Regions from separate parts of the Homo sapiens genome. Here region 2 is linked to region 1. Evidence: chromatin loops called from intact Hi-C (ENCODE). Cell type or tissue: GM12878. All regions are shown on one strand. Region 1 overlaps PIGL (phosphatidylinositol glycan anchor biosynthesis class L). Region 2 holds the start of TRPV2 (transient receptor potential cation channel subfamily V member 2).

Region 1 (2,500 bases):
TACCAAGTTGTCCTTAAAAACTCTGATTCCAGAATGCTACGGGAGACTGATTTGAGTAATAATAATACTCCGGTCTCCATTACAGCTGGCTCTGCATGAATTAATTACAGCCGGCTCTGCATGAATTAATTACTCTTTCTCTATTGCAATTCCCGTGTATTGATAAATCGACTCTGTCTAGGCAGCAGGCAAGGTGAACCCACTGGGTGGTTACAACATTAGATAGCAAATTGGCAATTAAAGAATATATCTGTAGAGACAGGATCTTACTAATGTTGCCCAGCTGGTCTTAAACTCCTGGCCTCAAGCAGCCCTCCCACCACCTCAGCCTCCCAAAAGGCTGAGATTACAGGGGTGAGACACCACACCTGGCCAAATTGGCAATTTTTGAAGAAAGATTTCTCACAAGGACTTTGCAAGCTTTATGTACTTTATTTGTTGCAATAATATGAAATGCATCTTTCTGGGAAGGAGAACACAGGTAACTGATTTCAGTGTAATACCTAGCACTCATGCCTTGCTAATCCTTTTTATATCCTATGAGAAAGGAAAAATCCAGGCCGGGCGCGGTGGCTCAAGCCTGTAATCCCAGCACTTTGGGAGGCCAAGGCAGGTGGATCACGAGGTCAGGAGTTCAAGACCAGCCTGGCCAAGATGGTGAAACCCCATTTCTACTAAAACTACAAAAATTAGCCAGGCGCGGTGGCAGGTGCCTGTAATCCCAGCTACTGGGGATGCTGAAGCAGGAGAATCACCTGAACCCGGGCGGCAGAGGTTGCGCCACTGCTCTCCAGCCTGGGCGACAGAGTGAGGCTCTGTCTCCAAAAAAAAAAAAATCCATTTTATGGTTAGATTTGGGGGCTTCAAGCCGTATGTGGAAAAGGCTCTCTTAGGGCATTTGGTCTGTCTGGGCTCCTAAGCTGCTTAGAAATGAGGTCCTTATCACAGCAGATACTTAATAAAAGTGCACTGATCTTTATATACCTCTTTTTTCAGTCCTTTTTCTTTTTCTCAGATCGCCTTTTCCTTCTCTTACTTATCTTTTCCCCTATTTCTTTTCTCTGCGTATGGCTTAGGTTAGTCCTTGGCGGTGCAGAGACACCCCCCAGAAGTTGTTGGACCCTGCTGCAACCTCCCTGCAGCTTAGACTTCATTTCTTCACACTCCTGTATTTGGAGCAGCGACGCTAGTGCCAGGCCCTCAGACCAGGAGACAGTTGCTGCCTCCCACAGTGGCCCTTGGGGGGCGATATTGGCAGTCCCAGGTTAGGCTTCCACGTCCTTGGCTAGCCTTAAGGTTAGCTCTGAACTCTACTGACCTTTGCTCGCTTTGGATGACAAAGGAAATGATCGAGTTTAGAGATGGGCCAGAGGTGGGTGGAGGGGTGGCTGAACCTTCCGGCTTGCGCTGTACAAGCCACAAGACCAAATAAGGGCGTGTGAGCCGCCTCCGTCTGTATTAAAGTTCAGAGTGCAGTGTGCAAAAGTGGGACTCGGTTTTCAGAGATAAGCTGTTACCCAACCCTGCTTGAGTTCCAGCAGCGGAGGCTGCGAAGTCTCCTGCTCTGAGCAGGGCTGGGTCTGGGGGAGAAAGACCTGGGCCCCTGGGCTTGCTTAGCTGGGGAGAGGAAAGAAGGGGGGCTTCCCTCACCAGCACCTGGTGACTGAACGGACCCACAACCCCACAGATTTTCACAAAGGGTTTCCATGACTCTCCCGACTAAAATGTGCCGGCCAGTGTGACTCATTAGAATGTGTAGGAAAGGTCACTGTTTGAGGATATTCAGCCAGTGGGGGAAAAAACCACAACGTTATTTTAATGAACGCTTTTAGCCTGGCTTGTTTCCTGAACATTAAGGTCTAGGGCGGGACTTCGAGTTTGGGGCCTTTTCCAGAGGTATTAACACTGTGTTTGCTAAATACACCCCAGGGAAGGAGTCGTCGGGCTTCTACGAGTCACACTTAAAAGACTGGCAAGAGTTGGCTTCTTCTGTTGTGTTCTTAGCTTCCAAAATAGTAGTCTCTCCTCAGAGCCAGACGCGCAATGCCATCATGTTAATGAGGTGCCTCATGTGCTTCAATAGCCACTGACTGATGGTACCCCGAACCTGCCTGGATTCCTCACCTCTTCCCCTGCCCATCTCTCCTTCCCGCAGCAAACTGCTCATCCTGCAGCAGTCCGAACCTCTGCCTCATTGGCCCTAAGCTTCCTAAGGGAAGGGACCATGACTTGTATTCATGTTTATATCCCTAAAACTCAGCCCTCTGTTTGGCACATAGTGTGTGCTTAGTCCAGATCACTTAAATGTACAATGATTTCATTCTCTCGGAGCCCCGCTCTGGTGGTGTGGGTCCCTGGGGACCCCTCCAGATGCCTTTCTCCAGCCATGGCTGCGCAGGCACCGAGAAGCCGCAGGCTGGTTCCAGCTCACAGCCTCTCGCCTCAGGCCCACACTGCTCCTCCTGCTGTCTGCCCCAGGGCTTGCGATTGCCCGGGGGTC
Region 2 (2,500 bases), 130 kb after region 1:
TTTTGTATTTTTAGTAGAGATGGGGTTTCACTATGTTGGTCAGGCAGGTCTGGAACTCCTGACCTCAGGTGATCCACCCACCTCAGCTTCCCAAAGTGCTGGGATTACAAGCGTGAGGCCTATTATAATTGATTTAAATCTAAACAGTCATTGTGGCTAGTGACTATCTTATTGGATGGCGCAGGCCTAGAGTGTAATGTGCATGACAGGGTTGCCATGAGTGACGGATAGCGATGGAGAAGGGCATCTGGACTTTGAGGGCTCATGGTATGGAGTTTGCATTTTATTCCAAGCACCATGGGTGAGGTTTTGTGATTAAGTCAAGGCGTTAGGTGACCTGGTTTTCTTTTTTTTTCTTTTTTGACACAGAGTCTCGCTCTGTTGTCCAGGCTGGTGTGCAGTGGCACAATCTCAGCTCACTGCAACTTCCGCCTCCCAGGTTCAAGCGATTCTCCTGCGTCAGCCTCCCAAGTAGCTGAGATTACAGGTGCCCACCACCATATCCAGCTAATATTTGTATTTTTAGTAGAGATGGGGTTTTGCCATGTTAGCCAGGCTGGTCTTGAACTCCTGACCTCAAGTGATCCATGCACCTCGGCCTCCCAAAGTGCTGGGATTACAGGTGTGAGCCACTGCGCCCGGCCCTGGTTCCCATTTTTAAAAGGTCACTTCAGTTGCTATAAGGAGAAATGGATTATGAGTGTGGGGCAAGAATGAAGCAGGGAGACCAGTTTGGAGGTGGCTGCAGTTGCCCAGGGGAGCAGTGATAGTGGCTTGGACCACTCAGAAAGACAAATTTTGGAGGAAGAGCTGATGCCAGGTTTTGGGAGTGAGGGAGAGAGATTCCTAGGGCTACTTCGGTGGTGGTTGGGTCCCCAAGCTCCAAGACTGAGTCCAGACCAGGGCCCCGTTGGTGGTGAGGTCTGATTTTAGCAGTGCGTGCCCACCTCCTTGTCTCCACCTGCTGGCTGGTGCTTGGAGCACCTTTAGGGGAACTTTAGCCATCAGAGTCCTGGGGTCAGGAGGCTGGGAGAAGGTCCTGGGAGGTGGGAAAGTCCCCCAACTGCTGGGTGGATGGGTGGGTGGGACTGTGTTCCCAGGGGCATCTGCTGGGCTGAGCCTCTCCCTGGGGGCTGTCCACATCAGCTTTCTCCCCTGCCATGGGTCAACTCAGGCCCATTTATGGGCCACACGGCTGCTTGGAAGGCATGTGGTGGAGAAGGGGAGGAGATAGCTGTCAGTGGACTTGGGGAAGAATCCCCCATCCATGGCAGCTTCCATGGGTGGCAAGTCCCCAGCATCCAAGGGCTGCCTCTGAGTGTCACCCACCCCCACCTGAGACCTTAGTGGCTAGAAGGGGGAGGGGTGGGGGTGGAGCCTGATTCGCAGCAGGGTGTGTCCAGATGGTCAGTCTCTGGTGGCTAGCCTGTCCTGACAGGGGAGAGTTAAGCTCCCGTTCTCCACCGTGCCGGCTGGCCAGGTGGGCTGAGGGTGACCGAGAGACCAGAACCTGCTTGCTGGAGCTTAGTGCTCAGAGCTGGGGAGGGAGGTTCCGCCGCTCCTCTGCTGTCAGCGCCGGCAGCCCCTCCCGGCTTCACTTCCTCCCGCAGCCCCTGCTACTGAGAAGCTCCGGGATCCCAGCAGCCGCCACGCCCTGGCCTCAGCCTGCGGGGTAAGTCGGTGGGCAATGCTGGGGACGTTGGAGGGGGCCGGGTCTCCAAGCCTGACAGTGAATGATGGGGTGGGGAAGGCCTAGTGGGCTCCTGGCTTCTACAGCCTGGAGCCAGGGTCTGTGTGGGGCTCCAGCACCCTCTCCCTGGACCTCCACACCCCTTCCTCTGCTGCCAGGGTGGGTGAGGGTCCCAGGAGGTGGGGTGGGGGCTGGACAGACAACTGTTGCTGCTGGGGCTTGGGAGTCTAGGGCTGGAGGAATGGGCCAGGGTTTGGTTGGGGACACAGATGGGCTAAACGGTATGAAACGGAAAGAGCACCCTTCTGCCCCAGTGTGTGTAGAAAGGGTGGTGGGTCACATCTGCAAACTGAGGCAGCCAGGCAGCTCCCCACCTCCCATGTTTCCATGGGAAAATACCCCACCCGGGTCCCCAGGGCCTGGTCCCAGCCTACCCTCTCCACTTCCCTCTGCTGGTGCCGCTCCTCTCTGCTCTCTGCCCCCTGCCCCCTGCCCCCTTCTCCACCCTTCTGTCTCCTTACCACTCTTTGACTCCTTCTTCTTTCTGATCCTGCTCACTGGGCCCATGAGGGTTCCCCAACCCTGACCGAGGCCCCACCCTTGCCAAGTGATGGAGGCTGTGGTTTCAGTTTTCCTGTGAGGGTGAGATTGTGCTGTTTGCTGAGCTTCCTAGGCCAGCCTAGGGCCTGAGGCAGCGTGGTGGAGAGAGCCTGGGCCACAGGCTAGGGGCCTCCCTCCCTTCGTGAAGCCCCCAGAGGCCCTGAGGCACACAAAGGTAGTATTCGATGCCTTCAGAGCTGAATCAGACTG

Evidence for each region. A loop is a pair of places that touch in the nucleus more often than their neighbours do. Peaks named below come from ENCODE experiments on the same cell type or tissue, not always from the same donor. Only the 100,000 strongest peaks of a DNase experiment are listed, where the experiment ranks them.
Region 2: it touches region 1 in a loop (7-fold over the local background); 5 of 110 quality-filtered maps call a loop at or near these places.

Annotation. Positions count from the first base shown.
Region 1 is chr17:16,284,747-16,287,246 of GRCh38, forward strand. All of the region lies in intron 2 of PIGL (phosphatidylinositol glycan anchor biosynthesis class L), which reads left to right. Among named protein-coding and RNA genes, the nearest start is that of MIR1288, 4.0 kb to the left of the region's middle. RefSeq lists enhancers at 997-1,986, 1,151-1,200, 1,249-1,543. In GM12878, CTCF peaks have their summits at 1,240 and 2,461; DNase peaks (open chromatin) are centred at 1,375 and 2,345; H3K4me3 peaks cover 942 bases; H3K27ac peaks cover 1,871 bases.
Region 2 is chr17:16,414,162-16,416,661 of GRCh38, forward strand. TRPV2 (transient receptor potential cation channel subfamily V member 2) reads left to right here and starts at 1,410. Exons shown (of 15, transcript NM_016113.5): 1 at 1,410-1,672. RefSeq lists enhancers at 1,241-1,360, 2,311-2,380 and a silencer at 2,081-2,200. In GM12878, a CTCF peak has its summit at 964 (motif pointing left); a DNase peak (open chromatin) is centred at 984; H3K4me3 peaks cover 2,110 bases; H3K27ac peaks cover 1,948 bases.